Regions from separate parts of the Homo sapiens genome. Here region 1 is linked to region 2. A link is a loop called in an ENCODE intact Hi-C map of the cell type or tissue named here. Cell type or tissue: mammary epithelial cell. All regions are shown on one strand. Links, peaks and the distances in the headings refer to the core of each region. The heading gives the core; the rest is flanking DNA.

The links. Peaks named below come from ENCODE experiments on the same cell type or tissue, not always from the same donor. Only the 100,000 strongest peaks of a DNase experiment are listed, where the experiment ranks them.
Region 1: a loop joins it to region 2, with 3 times the contacts of the local background. A loop is called at or near these places in 11 of 110 quality-filtered maps.

The regions. Positions count from the first base shown.
Region 1 is chr11:83,029,430-83,038,164 of GRCh38, reverse strand. All of the region lies in intron 1 of RAB30 (RAB30, member RAS oncogene family), which reads left to right. Among named protein-coding and RNA genes, the nearest start is that of SNORA70E, 7.8 kb to the left of the region's middle. In mammary epithelial cell, for the core only: no CTCF peak of the experiment used is centred there; no DNase peak of the experiment used is centred there; H3K4me3 peaks cover 924 bases; H3K27ac peaks cover 332 bases.
Region 2 is chr11:82,976,285-82,985,019 of GRCh38, reverse strand. RAB30 (RAB30, member RAS oncogene family) reads left to right here. Exons shown (of 5, transcript NM_001286060.2): 5 at 2,605-8,735. The coding sequence ends at 2,855. Among named protein-coding and RNA genes, the nearest start is that of SNORA70E, 61 kb to the left of the region's middle. In mammary epithelial cell, for the core only: no CTCF peak of the experiment used is centred there; DNase peaks (open chromatin) are centred at 4,509 and 6,389; H3K27ac peaks cover 2,330 bases.

The sequences.
Region 1 (8,735 bases), core at 146-8,145, 54 kb before region 2:
TATCTTAAAACCACAGAATTCCAGAGTTTAGAAGGATTTTATGTAGCATTTTCCCTATTCAATTACTGAATTCTCTCTCTAACCCTCCAGTCAAGGAGTCATCTGTTTTTTTCTTTAACCCTTCCAATGACAGAGAAGTCATCATTCACCCTCTCCCACTCCCAAGGCAGCTTATTTCACTCTGACCACGAGACAGCCTTCCTTATGTCAGACTGAATTCCTTTCCTGTCTGTCTTCCGCACGTTGGTCCCAGTTTGGCAGTGATGGCCACATGAAGTAAGTGGAACCCCTGTTTCCTAAGGCATCCTTTCAGATTCTTGCACTTTACTCTCTATCATAACCCCCAAACACTTTATCTTCACCAGAGTAGCAGCTTCAGGCCTTTAATTCCTAGCTTCCCCTTGAACAAACACAACTGGGGTCCACTTTTTTTTTCTTCTTAGTGTGATATAGTTGGCTATCTCACGAGCATTTTGCTTCTCCTCCAGTCTCTCTTAATACGTGGTACCACTCTCTACCCAGTTGTTCAAGCTAGAAACCCAGGAGTTTGTTCCCTTCACCATTCACATACCATTCATCAGCAAGTATTTTCATTATTTTTTAAAAAATTCATTCGGCTGGGTCCAGTGGCTCACACCTGTAATCCCAGCACTTTGGGAGGCCGAGGTGAGTGGATCACGTGAGGTCAGGAGTTCAAGACCAGTCCGGCCAACATGGCGAAACCCTGTCTCTACTAAAAATACAAAAATTAGCCAGGCATGGTGGTGGGCGCCTGTAATCCCAGCTACTAGGGAGGCTGAGGCAGGAGAATTGCTTGAACCCTGGAGGCAGAGGTTGCAGTGAGCCGAGATCACACCACTGTAGTCCAGCCTGGGTGACAGAATAAGACTTTGTCTCAAAAAAAAAATTCGTTTGTCTTTTTATTTTTTAAAATTGTAATTAAATTTCAAAGTTTTTATTTATTTATTTTTTAAAAAAACACTTAGTATCACCTCAAGTATTTTCTTTGTTATTCCCAAATATAAAATCCTCTCCCCTACCATTATCTTGGTCCAGGCCACCATTATCTCTCCCCTATTCTTAAGTCTTGCCCACTCCCTACACTCACTTCTCCACACAGCAACCAGAATTATCTCTTTAAAGCGCAAGTCAGATTACACTATTTCCCTGATTAAAACTCTTCTTTGATCTCCCATTGCCCTTTGGACAAAATTCAAAGTGTTTTCCATGGTCAACGAGGCCCTGTGTCATCTCAACCGTTCTTTTTTCCCTGTTGCTCACCCAGCCTTGGTCCCTGTTCTCCTTTATGTTCCTTGGACACGCCAAGCCTTTTCTGGTAGCTAACCCTTGCACTTCTTGTATCTATTGCCTGCGCTCTTTTCCTAGCTTTGCAAATGCCTGGCTTATTCTCATCTTTCAGGTCTCAGCTCACATCTCACTTTCTCAGAGAGGCCTGATCCCATCAGTCCTCTGAGGCCTCATCTCATCATTCTGTAATTATCTATCTGCATTGTCATCTATCCTCATGAGAACAGTAGTTCTTTGGTAACTGGACCTACCTTATGTTAACAGTTGTATCCTCTGTAGGTGTCACAGTAGCTGGCTCATAGAAAGTGCTCAATAACTATCTGAGGAATAAATGAATGGACTCATAATTGACTGAAAGGGTGTTGAAGTTGTATTAAAAATGAATTTGAGGCCAGGCCTGGTGGCTCATGCCTGTAATCCCAGCACTTTGGGAGGCCGAGGCAGGAAGATCACTTGAGGTCAGGAGTTCGAGACCAGCTCTGGCCAACATAATAAAACCTTGTCTCCATTAAAAATACAAAAATTAGCTGGGCATGGTGGTGCCTGCCTGTATTCCCAACTACTGTGGAGGCTGAAGCAGGAGAATTGTGTGAACCTGGGAGGTGGAGGTTGCAGTGAGCCAAGATCGTGCCACTGCACTCCAGCCTGGGAGGTGGAGTGAGACTCCATCTCAAAAAAAAAAAAAAAAGAATTTGAACCTGAGCTTTGCCACTTCCTGTGTGACTTTGGGCAAATTATGCTATCTTTCTGGGCTTTAGTTGCCTCATCTGTATAATAGCAGTTCTATCTACCTTACAGAATGTTGTGCGGGTCAGTTAAGATATTGGCTGTGAATGTACCCACCACAGTACCTGATACATATTAAGTATTCAGTCCACCACCAGTCAAAGCCTGGCACTTAATTCTGAACATGCATAGAAGAGTTCTATCAAGTTTCAGCCTCATTAATGGAACTGTTTGTGTGTTGTGCCTGTGTGTGTGTGATCCATAAGATGCCTGTGACTTCCCGCAAGTAACACTTGCCTGGCTGGAAAGACAGTTCTAACCCAGGGTGTCAGCTGTTGCACTGAGTGATACTCGATCTGATTACCCAGGGGTGCCAAGCACAGAGCCTTCACTGGAGAGCTGAACACAGACCCTAAAATTAAATTATCAAACCTAACATCGTGTGGCCCAGTCTGGTTGTCAAGATAGATGCTGTGTCTAGACAGTCATCTCCCTTGGGAAATCACAGTTGCTTAAAAAGGAGGCACGTGGTCTCCTGTTAAGAATACAAAACAGGCCTGTGAGCTGTTGAGGAAGAGGTTGCTGCTTGAGGTTGCATGGGCCTATGGAGCAGGGCCTGGGGAAAGAAGCTGTCTGCTTCTATACTCATGTGAGTCTCTGGATCATGGTGGTGGCCTTCTCCTTCACTCATGTCGGGACAACTGAGTCCATGGTGCATGGGAAGGTAGAGACATAGCTATCACCTTCCCCAGAGCCAGTGATACTGTGCCTCCACTGAAGATTGCTGGGAGGAATTGAAAGGCAAGTCTGGAATATGCATTACCTGCTGGGGAGGGGAGCAGAAATCTTGCTGCAACTTGCGTGCTTGGCATGATGATCTAGGTGGCTCCCTTCTGAATGCTGTTAGGATGAGTGTTTTAAGGTGAGCACTCTAGAATTAGGTAGACCTGGGTTCCAATCCTGGTGATGCAGTGACCTTGATCAAATTATTGAATGTCTGAGCCATAGTTTGCTCATTATTAAATGGAGGTAATAATGACCTGTATCTTATCTAGTTGCTGTGAGGATTAGATGATACGGTGCATGTAAAAATATTAGCTTAGTGCCTGGCACATAGCCAGTGGTCAATAAATGATCATTCTTTTTATTAGTCAGGATTTTGAGTTTAGTATTTCTTTTCCTTTCTTTTCTTTTTATTTTTTTCTGCTCTCTGTGAACAAAAAGTTTGATACTTCTGATGAGCCTCACCCACACTGAACTTTCAGTCTTGCTTCCCCTCTTGCTAACTGTGTTCCTTGGACAAGTTATGGAACCTCTCTGAGTCAATGTTCTTATCTGTTACCTGCAGTTTACAGTTCCCATCTCACAGTGAGGATGAAATGAGATCAGAGCACCTGATACATAGTAAGTGCTCAAAATACTTATTTCCTCCCACCTTGGTTCTGGAGTATCTGAAATACGGCCCCTTTAAGCTTGTTAAGATTCCTCACTAGCCTTGTATGCAGCTGTGGGCAGAGAGCTTTGGCAGAAGGAAAGACTTTTTGTTTTTTTTTAAATGACTGTTTCATAATCTGTTGGCTCAAATCTGCTGCTGCCACACCCTGTGCCTCTCAGGGTCCCTGGGTCCTGTTGCAGTTATCATATGCCTCACCTTTAACCTAAATGACTCTGCGAAGTGGCTGCTATGGAAGGATTTACTGAGTGCAAAATGGATTTTCTTCCCTGCTCTTTGGGGCAAAGCTGGCTCAGAGATTCTTAGCTGCAGGGGGAGGGGCTGGCAGGCCTGAACCGCAGTTGGACTTAGCAGCCAGGGGTTTTCTGGTTTTCATTAAAATTCTCTGGCTGTCTTTTGGGATAGCTCCATTGGATATGACTGTGCACTGGAGCCGGTTGTGCTGTTCTCTCAGCTGTACACACCCATCAAATCACAGTGCCCCTGAGGACGAGAGAAAATTGAAGGTAGGCAATAGCCTGGCTGAGGGCTCTTGCTCAGCAATCTTTGTGGTAAGTGGCCTCCGTTTATAACTGCAGAGCTTGAGTTTTGCAGTCTTAAATACAGATGGGGAGGCAGACATGGCTGAGCTGGGAATGGGTTGCAGAGAGAATCCTGTTACAGCTTGCTTTTGAGGATGGACTTGCTCTTGAGGACAGATGGAGGTTTCCTGGCAGCTGTCGAGGTCCCCAAGTGTTACATTAATGAAAATGGCCTGATCTGATTATTCTTTTTTGTTTTTGTTTGTTTGGTTTTTTTTTCATTTGATCTGATCATTCTTTGGAGGTACTTGATACCCTCATATGCCCAAGGGGCTTGAGGTTGGGTGATGCAGTTTTCTGAGGGTGACATGCTGAATTAAAGAGGATTGAGATTTTTATTTATTTATTATTGTTTTCTTAATTCCCAGTGTGGTAGCAGAGGATTCAGTTTTGAATGTTAATTTCTGGTGGCTGAAGGAATCTCACTTGAGACTGAAACTTGAGCCTGCAAACCTAGGTTCAAATCATAACTCTGTTATTAACTTGCCTTATGACCTTGGGCAAGTTACTTTCCTGGATTTCAGCTTCACAGTGTGGTTGTAGGGATTAAGTGAGATAAATTATGTAAAGCTCTTGGCATATCGAGTGTTCTCAACAAATGGGAGATGTTATTAGAAATTGGCCTAAATTTGACCTGTCACTCTAGCTTGCCAAGATATATTTTAATTCTGTAATATAAAACATTTGTTCCACATCCCTCCCAGCTTTGTGTCATTTAAGAACTTGAGGCAGGCCGGGCTCAGTGGCTGACACCTGTAATCCCAGCACTTTGGGAAGCCAAGGTGAGCAGATCACCTGAGGTCAGGAGTTCGAGACCAGCCTGACCAACATGGTGAAACCCCCGTCTCTACTAAAAATACAAAAATTAGCTGGGTGTGGTAGCATGTGCCTGTAATCCTAGCTACTCCGGAGGCTGAGGCAGGAGAATCACTTGAACCCGGAAAGCAGAGGTTGTAGTGAGCTGAGGTCATGCCGTTGCATTCCAGCCTGAGTGACAGAGCAAGACTCTGTCTCAAAAAAAAAAAAAAAAAAAAAAAAAAAGAATTTGAGGCAAACATGTTCCCTAGGGCAAGCTGAAACTCCTCTCCCTGGAAAAATACATCAAAACCATATTATTATGTTCCCCAGTGAGATGCTTAAGATGTCGGGTATTTCATATCTAGGTAACTTAGAAAAAATGGATTTTTCCTATCATTCTTGATAGATAGATTATGAGAAAGTCATTTTAATTAATATTGGGTATAAATGTTCCCTGATGTTACTCCCAAGAGAGCATGATTAAGGTTCCTATTTACCTTTAGAGTACACTCTTTTTCCATTCTTTTCTCCTTTTACTCTACTCTTCAAACCCTGTGTTCTAGCTATGGTGGACTGCTTACATAAAAATAATTAATGCGAAACATACAATGCATATGAAAGAATGTTTTAAATACATATTTACAGTTTAAAGAAGAACATAAAAATTGTGACCAGATGCAGTAGCACATGTTTGCAATTCCAGCTACTCAGGTGGCTGAGGTTGGAGGATTTCTTGAGGCCAGGAGTTCAAGACCAGCCTGGGCAAAATAGTGAGATGCTGTCTCAAAAAATAAAAGAAAGAAAATTGTGAATTTGCCATCCAATTTATCAGATGGAACATTATTTGTATCCTAGAAGCTGTTTGTCTACTCTCTGCCCTGAAATCATACCCCCTTTCCTCCTCACCAGACATAATGATTATCCTGACTTTTGTGTTCATCGTTCTCTTACTTTTCTGTACAGTTTAACCACCTGTGTTTGTATTACTAAAACAAATGTTGTTTTTTAAAAAACCAAGAAGCAAGCACAAACCTAGCAAGCTTTGTTACTGTTAGATCTAAACTCTGGGTCATAATATAGCTTTAGATTCCCAGGGGGTTTAAAAGGCTCTAATGGGGAAGTCAGTGGGCAAGGATGTGAGTGAGTCCTAGGAAATAAGGATCACTACTATTGAGACATCTGATAGGGTTGTAGTGTGGGCACACACTGGACATATGGAATATGGTCACAAAGAGTGGACGGCTCTGTCTTTTCTACTTCCAGTCTTTCTTTGGCGTCCTTTCAGCTCTCAAGGGGTAGGTCAAAGCAAAACTCTTCTGTAGGATGAAGTGAACGTCACCAACTAACCCAAACAAATAGTGTGGAGATGAGCAGGTGCTTCATCAGCACATGGTCAAGACAAATAGAGGCAGAAAAGAACCTCGACTAAGTTTACCTATGCATTTTTTGTCAGGTTAAAAAGAGAATATGCAGGCCAGGCCTGGTGGCTCACACTTGTAATCCCAGCACTTTGGGAGGCCAAGGCAGGCGGATCACCTGAAGTTGGGAGTTCGAGACCAGTCTGACCAACATGGAGAAACCCCATCTCTCCTAAAAATACAAAATTAGCCAGGTATGATGGCACATGCCTATAATCCCAGCTACTCTGGAGGCTGAGGCAGGAGAATCGCTTGAACCCGGGAAACGGAGGTTGCGGTGTGCCGAGATTGCACCATTGCACTCCAGCCTGGCCAAGAAGAGCAAAACTCCATCTCAAAAAAAAAAAAGAAAAAAAAAGAATACGCAGAACCACTTACGGAATATTCTTACCCAAATGTTGACTCCTAAAATCTCATCAAGTCTCTAGAGCTAACTTTAATATATTGGAAAGATGGGGGAAAGGATGACAAGTGGAATTACACTCTAAGGAAACAAACAGAGAAATTTAGAATGTAGAACATTCTGTCAGACAACTGACTTGGCTTCCGCAACAAGTCAATGACATGAAAAAAATAATAAAGTGACTTAAGAATTATAACCAGATGTCATGTGTGAACCTTGTTTTTATTCGGATAGTCTATGTGTTAGTTTGCTAGGCCTGCCATAACAAAATACCACACACTGGGTGGCTTAAGCAACAGAAATTAGTATTTTCACAGTTCTGGAGGCTAGGAGTCCAAGATCAAGGTGCTGGCAGGATTGGTTTCCTCTGAGGCCTCTCTCCTTGGCTTGCAGATGGCTGCCCTCTTTCCACCTCCTTGCATGGTCATTTCTCTATATATGCACACTCCCAGTGTCCTGCTACGTGTCCTATTCTCCTCTTTCTATAAGGACACCAGTTAGATTGGATTAGGGCCCACCCTAACAATCTCATTTTAACTTAATTACCTCTTTAATGGCTCTATCTCCAAATACATGAACAGTCACATTCTAAGGTACTGGGAATTAGGGCTTCAACATATGTATGAACTTGTGGGGGGACATAATTTAGTTTAATTGCAAAGAGACTTTTTTTTTTTTTTTGAGGTGGAGTCTTGCTGTGTTGCCCAGGCTGAAGTGCAATGGCACGATCTCAGCTCACTGCAACCTCTGCCTCCCGGGTTCAAGCAATTCTCCTGCCTCAGCCTCCTGAGTAGCTGGGATTACAGGTGCGTGCCACCATGCCTAGCTAACTTTTGTTTTTTAGTGGAGATGGGGTTTCACCATGTTGGCCAGGCTAGTTTCGAACTCCTAGCCTCAGGTGTTCTGCCCACTTCGGCCTCCTAAAGTGCTGGGATTATAGGGGTGAGCTACCACACGCAGCCAAAAAAAGACTTTTTTTTGAGACAGGGTCTTGCTTTGTTTCTCAGGCTGGAGTACAGTGGCATGAACACGGCTCAACATAGCCTTGACCTCCTGAGATCAAGCAGTCCTCCCACCTCAGGCTCCCAAGAAGCTGGGACTACAGGCATATACCACCACACCCAACTAATTTTTTTTTTTTTTTGAAGAGATGCGGTCTCACCATGTTACCCAGGCTGCTCTTGAACTCCTGGTCTCAAGCGATCCTCCTGCTTTGGCCTCCCAAAATGCTGGGATTATAAGCATGAGCCACCACACCTGGCATTGAAAAGACATTAAAAAAATTTTTTTAAATGGCTTTTGGGTTATAAGTGGTTTTTGGTTACATGGATAAATTCTACAGTGGTGAATTCTGAGATTTTAGTGCACCTGTCAACCAAACAGTGTACACCCTACTCAGTATGTAGTCTTTTATCCCTCACTCCCCTTGCCCACTCCTTCCCCAGGTCACAAATTTCATTATATTGCTCTGTATTGTTTTTGTGTCCTCACAGCTTAGTTCCCACTTAAGTAAGAAAACAAGGTATCTGGTTTTCCATTCCTGAGTTACTTCACTTAGAATAATGGCTTCCAGCTCAATCCAAGTTGCTGCAAAAGACATTATTCTATTCCTTTTTATGGCTGAGTAGTATTCTATGGTGGATATATACCACATTTTCTTTATCCACTCATTGGTTGATGGGCACTTAGGTCGGTTCCATATCTTTGCAATTGTGAATTGTGCTGCTACAAGTATGCATGTAGATGTGTGTAAAAAGAAATTTTTGAGATGATATCAAGGAATTACTGTTACTTTTATTCAGGTGTGATAATAATAGTATAATGTAAGAAGATGAATAATATAGAGATGAGTTCTGAGGTACATAGGAATAAAATGATATGATGTAGAATTTGTTTAAAAATATTTAAACAGCCTGGATGCTAAGGTTCATACCTGTAATCCCAGCACTTTGGGAGACTGAGGCAGGTGGTTTGCTGCATCCCAGAGGTTGAGGCTGCAGTGAGCCATGATGACACCACTGCACTCCAGCCTGGGCAACAGAGCGAGA
Region 2 (8,735 bases), core at 570-8,569:
GGCAACAGAGCGAGACTCTGTCTCAAAAACTAACTAAATAAGTAAATTTGATGTATTTCAGTCCCTTGCAATTATTATTATTGATGCTCCCATTGTTCCGACTTTGCCAGTGGGAGCTTCTTCAAATGGGCTCCTGAGTCCTTTTGACATGACCCCAGGAATGTTGGATAATTTTTTTGCTTTCTGGTATGACAAGTGTTCCAGCCACAACTTGTGCATTTCCTGCCCCAGACCTGGAATTAGCCATTTCTTCAAGAAGTGCTTTCTTTTCAATGGGAAGTCGTATTTAGAGGCCACAACCGAGGTGTTAGGAGCCCTCCTGATGGGCCATTGTTTTTAGGCCTTTCAGTGGACAGAGCTTGTGTGTATGTGTGCATGTGTGTGGTGGATTCTGTAGTATCCTCAAGAGAGTTTTCCTATTAGGTTCTGCTAGCGTTCCGACTCACAAGACTACCGTAGACCACGCGTGGCATCGTGTTCACTTAGAAGGACACAGGACAGGAAATACAGCTTGACAGCAGATCAGCATCCGGCAACCCTCTTCAGTGGAAGTAATCCCAGTAGCAGTCCACGTAATTTTCCAGGACCTCCTACCCAGTCCGCAACCCCCAGACGATTCTAGTATGAGGGAACAAGGCTCATGTCAAACAGATGGAGGATCTGCCTTGGCCTAGCAGCCTCAATACCCCATAGGAGACTAAATCTATTATAACAACTCCACAATCATAACTTCCAGGGTCTCTTCAAATGAAGTCACCACATTCAGGGAAGCTCAAAGTTATGGCTTTCCATTAGGTATTTATAATTCTTAGATAGAATTCCCAGGCCAGAAGTCATTTATCAATCAGGGGTCATTTTTACCATAAGCGGTGTTGCCAGATAATACAATTGACACACCTTTGTCAGGTTTCCTGGAGAATTTGAGGTAGGTGGAAAACTTTTTAAAGATAAAATACATCATGAATTATTCATACTGATACTTCTATTTATAATTCAGGACTGCAGAAATTTTACTTAACCACATTAATTTTATATTTATATTTCCTTTTTCCTATGCCAAAAGTCCCAGTTCCCAATGGTACCAGCATAATTACTCATTTGCTTTATCCCATAATACACAGATAGCAACCTCAGAATAATAATACCAACAGTACCACCAAAAAGATGATTACTGAAACAGTTCAAGATTGTTTCCTTCAATTCTTTTTGTCCTTAGGCTATATACCACTGGGGTTGCACTGTTAAATTACTGTATCTTAAGCACCTTGAAATAGTTACTCTGTTGGCCCGGCTCGGTGGCTCAATTGCGTGTAATCCCAGCACTTCTGGAGGCCGAGGCAGGTGGATCGCTTAAGCTCACAAGTTCAAGACCAGCCTGGACGTGGCGAAACTCTGTCTCTGCAAAAAATAAAAAAAAAAAATTAGCTGGGCATGGTAGTGCCTGCCTGTAGTCCCAGCTACTTGGGAGGCTGAGGTGGGAGAAGATGGCTTGAGCCCAGGAGGTGGAGTTGCAGCAAGTCAGGATCGCGCCACTGCCCTCCAGCCTGGGCAATAGAGCCAGACCTTGTCTCAGTTAAAAGAAAAAAAGGGTTACGGTCTGTGTGGTTATTCCACACATGATGAACATGTTCATTTGTTTAATTTTGCTCTCAGTTTTTAGGGATTGCTTTTTAAATTTAATTTTGAAATTAATTGTATAATTATATAAAGCATTTTTAAGTTCCTAAAGTAAAATCTACAAAACAAAGTATATTCAGAGAGGTCTGGTTTCTATTCCTTTCACCTCAACCCTGTTCCTTTCATAGGTAACCATTTTCTTTTAAATTAAGATTTTGGTCTAGTCTTCTATTAAAAAAATAAATAAAATGTGTGTATAATATATGTATTCATATCCTTCCCTTTTTCTTGGATAGACAGTTGCGTATTGTATATGCTTTTTTTTTCTGCTTCGCTTTTTTTTTGGTTAACAGTATATCCCAGTGTTTCCATTACATGGCAGTATATAGAAATACTCCTAATTGATTTTTATGGCAGCAAATACTCCATTGGGTGGATGTGCCATACTTTATTCAGTCAGTGCCCTACCGATGGACATTTGGGTTGTCTCCAGTTCTTGCCATTATGAATGGCACTCATTTTTTATTTATTTATTTTTTTTGAGACAGAGTCTCACTCTGTCACCCAAGCTAGAGTGCAGTGGCATGATCTCGACTCACTGCAACCTCTGCCTCTGGGGTTCAAGCGATTCTTCTGCCTCAGCCTCCCAAGTAGCTGGGACTACAGGTGCGTGCCACCACACCTGGCTAATTTTTGTATTTTTAGTAGAGACGGGGTTTCACCATATTGGCCAGGCTAGTCTCGAACTCCTGACCTGGTGATCCACCCGCCTTGGCCTCCTAAAGTGCTGGGATTACAGGTGTGAGCCACTGCGCCCAGCTGGCACTCATATTTTAAAGTAAACATTTCAGTAATCACAGTCACATTTGTTTTGTTTTACTCGCCCATCTGTCTGGCTTGACTTCAGATATGGAGTTGAATTTTGATGCTTCTCAGCCTGCAAAAAGTCAAATGCTGATTCTTTATTTGATTTTACTACTGTTATAGGCAACAAGATTGACCTGGCTGAAAGGAGAGAGGTTTCCCAGCAGCGAGCTGAAGAATTCTCAGAAGCTCAGGACATGTATTATCTGGAGACCTCAGCCAAGGAATCTGATAATGTGGAGAAACTCTTCCTTGACTTAGCATGCCGACTCATCAGTGAAGCCAGACAGAACACACTTGTGAACAATGTATCCTCACCCTTACCTGGAGAAGGGAAAAGCATCAGCTATTTGACTTGTTGTAATTTCAACTAAAGGCTGAGGCACGGAGAAGAAAAGGAATCAGCAACTGCCCTGATGGGCCATGAGATGCTGGGGAGATCTGGCGATGACTGTGGCTCCCGCTCTCTGACCTTCTGACTCCTGTGGGCTCCTGAGCTTACAAAGCATGGCAGGCCAAGGGCCTCGACCACAGGCCAGCATTAGCAGAACATATAATGGTTTCACCCTTTTCCAGTCTGGAGTTGGAGCAAGGAGAAAATTGCACTAGGCACTCCATGATCTGCAGAGCATGTTGCTTTTGTTTTTTTAAAAAGCAAGTAAAAGCGCATTCCTAAACAGAGTCCGGGGGGAAATGTACTGTAGGGATCCCTCCTGCACATCAGTGGGTGCATGTGGGAACTCTTCTTTAGGGCTTCGGTGGTAATCATCTGGGGGCCCTGGTTTTCTTGTCTACCAGATAAACCAAAACTGGGAAGGCCAAGTACAGTCTCTGTGGTGCGTATTGACGACCCCATGGAGATTTTGAAAAGTGTTATTTCTCTTGTCCACAGGCACTTTCAAGAACTTTGGGATGTAAAAATGAAATGAAACCTTTACCCATGACCAACAGTAACAATCATTGTTTTAATAATATATACAAGCTCCATAACTCCTTTTGGTGCTAATGATTCCGCTATTTCACAGACCAAACGTTTTAGTACATTAATGTCCTTAAATGTGTTATATAGAAATAAAAAAATGGGGGAAGTCCATGAATCAGCACTCTTTCTCAAAGTCTCATTACTACCTTTTTAAAGGTGGATTTTTGGGAAAAGAGAATACTTTTCCTTTTATGTTCCCCTCTGAATCTCTACCACTTTCTTGTCTCTCCAGCCCTTTATGTAAATGAAAACGTTTGCAAAATGAAAAAAATAAACAAATGGTTGATGACATTCTAATATAAAAACTTAGCTCTAACACATTTTGAGTAGTATGAGGAAACAGACCAGATATGACCAAAATACTGTGGATTAATGGACTGTAGTGCAGGGCTCCTAGCAGAGCACAGTCCTTGATAGTAGGTCACATCTTTTACTTCCTGGTACTCTCCATCTTGGACAGACCAAGGCTTAGGATTTTGTAGATTTTTTAGTATGATAAGTGAGAATAGCAACAGATGAAAAGTCTCACGACCCATTTTTATATCTTCGATGATAACCTTAGAAAAATTCTGCTCGTGGAAGCAGATTGAACTGTCATTTATCCCCTCCTTCTTGTAATAATGTTACCTTCAGACGCTTAACCATATGTTCTTTCTTTTTTCTTTCTCTTTTCCTCTCTATTTTTCTGGTCTCTCCTTTTCTTCTTCCCTCCCTCCCTCCCTCCTTCCCTCCCATCCTTATATGCCTGTGTTACTGCAAATCTCCAATTCAAATGGAGGTGTATATGCCTTTACTTAGCCAATTTAAAAACAGGACTCAAAATGGGAGATGTGCTGCTGAATATGTGTTTCTTTTTCTTCAGTGCCATACTTTGATAGCTTCCAATTTGTTCACTGATATAAATGCAAATTGGGAAAATAATTAAACCTGTATGCTGTTGATGCTGTCAGATGTTTCTGTAGCTTGCTGCTTAGCATAACTGAGGGATGAGTAATGGAATAAGGATATGATGTGTAATTCCACTGTTGCTGTAGATGGTGACAATCTCAGTTCTGATATGTTGATGTTTGAAAGCTATTTAATTGTAAAGAAATTAGTCATGTAGAGACATGATGTGGATAAAGCATTTCTGGCATTTCTCTAGCAGGTTCTAGATTGACCAGTGTCTTGCACATGAGATTATGCATATTTTTTAAGGGGCTGATACTTTTGGTTGGCCTCACTGTGTTTTTCCTGATCCTGTGGGAAAGAGAAAGGCATCCCAGAAGTTTGACTTGTTTTTCTTTTAGAATCTGTCTCTGCAGGAAAGAAAAGTCATTTTAATAAAAACCAAAATAATTTATAATAATTGTTGCCTTTCCCTCCCCATCCTCTCCACTAAGCCAGCAACTAAATGTATTCAGAAAACAAGTTAATCAAGGAGGGCAGAAGAATTTTTTTTAAACTGTAAGAAAATGTTCCTAAGTTTAGATTTATTACCTGTCATTTAGGGCAAAAATCCAGTGTCCCCAGCACATGATGACCCAACTTTGTCTCACAGTTGCAAGTGTGTTGAAAATAAAGTTGCTTTGTGAACTTAGAGGAAATGGCTGTGTTAGATTGGACTGATTTAGTTGCAAAATAATACCTTTTAGGGTCACACTTGTATTATTCCCTAGGGTTTAGCCTTCTCTATATACCCTTGGCCAGACTCAGAAGGGGATTAAAAAGCTCTGGTCTTGGCCTCTATCTTCCTTGTTGCTCCTCCCAGCCTTTCCATAACTTACCCATCCACAGCCCATCAGCAGGAACACATGAGAATGTGGGACTTTGTTTCTTTTTTTCTTAGTTGTATGAATTCCAGATTAGGCCTTATGGATACTTGTCTACTAATATATCTGAAGTTTGAAAACAATCCCTGACAATATTGTAGGTGCAATAAATATTAGTCAAATAAACATTTAAGTGCCAAGGTGGGGTGGTAGTGGTTGGGGGAGCTTTTTTTGATTAAACAGAAATTCCTTCAAGTAGAACTTGAGAAAGGACACTAAATACAGTCATCTTAACCCAGGCCAGAACCTAAATTTATTGGTTTGCCTAACAGTCTTATTGTCATGGCAATATTTGCTAAGATGAGCCTTCTTTAGATAAAAATGAACTCTCATTTAGTGGTGGATGAAAAAAGAGAAATTGCTTTATCATATAGTTTAATTTGGCTCGGTCTACTAAGACCACCAGGGTTGATGTATTCCTCCATTTTTGGTGTGATCTTTTTCTTCATTCAATAAAGTTATTAAATATATGGCAAAACTTTTTTCAGTTTCCAGTGAAAATGCATGATACTCATGTCATGGAGTCAGGCTTGGGAAAATCTATGAAATAATAGTTTGCTGATAATGATATTTTCTTATGGCTTTGTATAGACTACATCCTCAAAGGATTTTGTGCTTCTTTGCCCATAGAAGGCTTTTTCTCCCTTTGTGTGCTTTTATTAAATCTGTTGAATTATATTAATATTTTTTGAATTTACAGGGCCAATTATCTTTTTTGATGGATTACTTAGATTAGGCCATGGGTTCTTCCTGGCCTTTCTTTTTCTCGGTCTTTTAATCATTTCACGTTTTTATCTCTCCCTGAGTAAAGTGGCAAGAAAACTAAAAATGAAAGTTAAATGGGTTGATTTGACAATGTGTCAAGTTCTGATTTAGAGTTTATAAGGAAGGTAGAAACGATTGGCCAAAATAAGATATTTGGATGAGGATTATTTAAGCCGTTTAGATTTGGCCAGAGACGCCAGATTTAGCAAAGGACTGGGTTCTTATCTTCTTTCATTCATGAATATATGCCTTGGGAGGACACTGGTGATTCCCACAGAATTAGGCCAATGATTTGCCACATTACCCTTTAAGCTAGCCCATAATTCCACCAGATCCCACACCAAGTTTCAGTTCATGACTCATACTGAATAAACGTCAGTTGTAAATGATGTTTGAATTGGTCTTCCTACTAAAGTGAAACATCTTCTTTTAAGCCAAGCCACATGAATGAAATAGCACAATCAGAAAAAAATCTTTTTTTTTTTTTTTGCATATCAAACCAATGGCCTTCTCCACTAAGCCAGCAACTAAAGGTATTCAGAAAACAAGTTAATCAAGGTGGGCAGAACTTTTTGAACTGTGAGGAAATGTTCCTAAGTTTAGATTTATTACCTGTCATTTAGGGCAAAAATCTAATGTCTTTTTTATTTCTTAATCTTGTAGAACTCTGTATTTCATAGTAATGAGTACTTAGGGATCATTGCTCTATTAGCCTCTGGGAGAGATCTTCTAGAGTTTGCCATTCCTTTTTTTCCAAAATTTTTTGTTGTTGTTGTTGTTGTTTTAACTGCAACTGGTTACTTTTCTCAACCATGGTCCTGACATGTTTATACTATGATACTTTTGAGACTTCGCTAAAGAATTAAAAGCTGTGAAACAACATTTGCTTCTCATCCTTCAGACAAAATGTGTTCCATTTAAGCAGCATGGTTAAACACTAATTTTGGGATAAGGGAGGGATATGTTTTCTTTACTTTCTTTTTGGATTTCATTTCTGTGGCATGAGCCTATTTGCGTTTGGAAGGAAAGATGCCTTCCTTTACATTCTTCACACTGGTAATTTTTTCATACTGAATTAAGAAATTATCATCCCTTCAAAACACATATTAATATAGCAACATTAGAGTAAGGGAGATGGCATTTCATCTCCTCTCCTCAGTCCCTTGATGTTGGAATGTTATTATCATTTCCAGGAGCCATACTTTGAAATTAAAAACAAATTGAGGCATTACCAGTCTGATGAAGGAATTTTAAATGCAAGCCATTTAAAGAATACTTGAAGGATTTGGGGAGACTTAGGTTAGGAAAAAGAGGGGAATACAATTAGTGCATTAGAACAAGATGCTCTGTGGTTCAGAGGGGTGGAATGAGGCCTACTGAATGAGGCCGTAGGGACACAGATTTGGGTTCCATGTCAGGGCGACCATTCTCAAAAAGTTGGTTCACTATGGGACAGTCTGCCTCAGGTAATAGCCTCTGTCAAGAGGCAAAGATGTGGAGAGGATCCAATTGGTTGGAGATTGGAGCAGGTGACCTATTAACCTAAATTCCATGTTGTATGTAGTACTTTGCCTCTCATAACATGTTCAATTAAATATCTGTTAATTCATAGCTAATGATTTTTTTAATGGGGCCTCGTTCTTCTGCCACAAGTGCATCCCACCTTTATCTTTCAGGGAAGAGGTTGGTTGCACGTTGTTAGGCCAAGAGACTGGCCCTCCATTATGCCCTATGCTGGACTTGCTTTGTCGGTCCATTCATTGATGTCCTGTTGAATCAAAAGGTATTGTTTTAGTAGAAGTTACATGAAGTATATTCATTTATCACTTGCTAAACATAGGCCTTGCTCTGTTTAATAAATAATGGGTGTCTCTTTCAAGATTTTAGGATAGGCCTTTTTAACAGAGCAGAATCTTCTGTTAAAGTTCTCACAAACAGACCAACTCCCAAGAGAGATGGGCTGGTGGGTCACTGACATAAAGCAGTCCACAAGATCTATTTTAGAAAAGTATCAATGACATTTCCTTAGTTGGTTTGATTCTCTTGAGAATACATGAGTTTAAAAGAACTGAGGTCAAATTGCTTTATGTGGAAAGCAATAAAAACAAGTATTTTTGACTTGCAAATTAGAGGTAACTGTAAGCAATTTTTGCTATTGAAGCCTATGGCCCAAATTATTCCACCTGCAAAATAACTTTCACCCTTGCAAGGCTGATAGACGGCTCTTCATTGGTCTTTTTTTATGGTTTTGTTTTGTTTTTTTAAGTCATTGGTCTTAAATCTGTATGGTGACAAATCTATTTGAGTTTGATTGAGACTTTCTTGGACTCCTTTGGACAAGAGGTCAGAGCACAAAGGCTAGTCACCACTTCTTTGACTTCTTGAGGTATGAGCCAAAATTTTACTTTTCCATTGATTTAAAGCAGAATTTTTGGAGATGCTGTGTTCTAGTTCCTGACGGAATCGGTGGTGGTTGCTGACTTTGACACTTTGGAGAGTGATGTGGGGAGTTATATAGAAGGGGAAACACTAGTTTAGGTGTGAGGAGTTCTAGTATGCCACAAATTAGCTGAGACTTTAGACGAAGCACAATATTTGAGCATCAATCTTCTCATCTATGAGATAGACCTGTCAGGATTATTGTGAAAATTAGATGAGATAAGTTGAAAGTACAGTGCTTGGTAAACAGTTAGCAC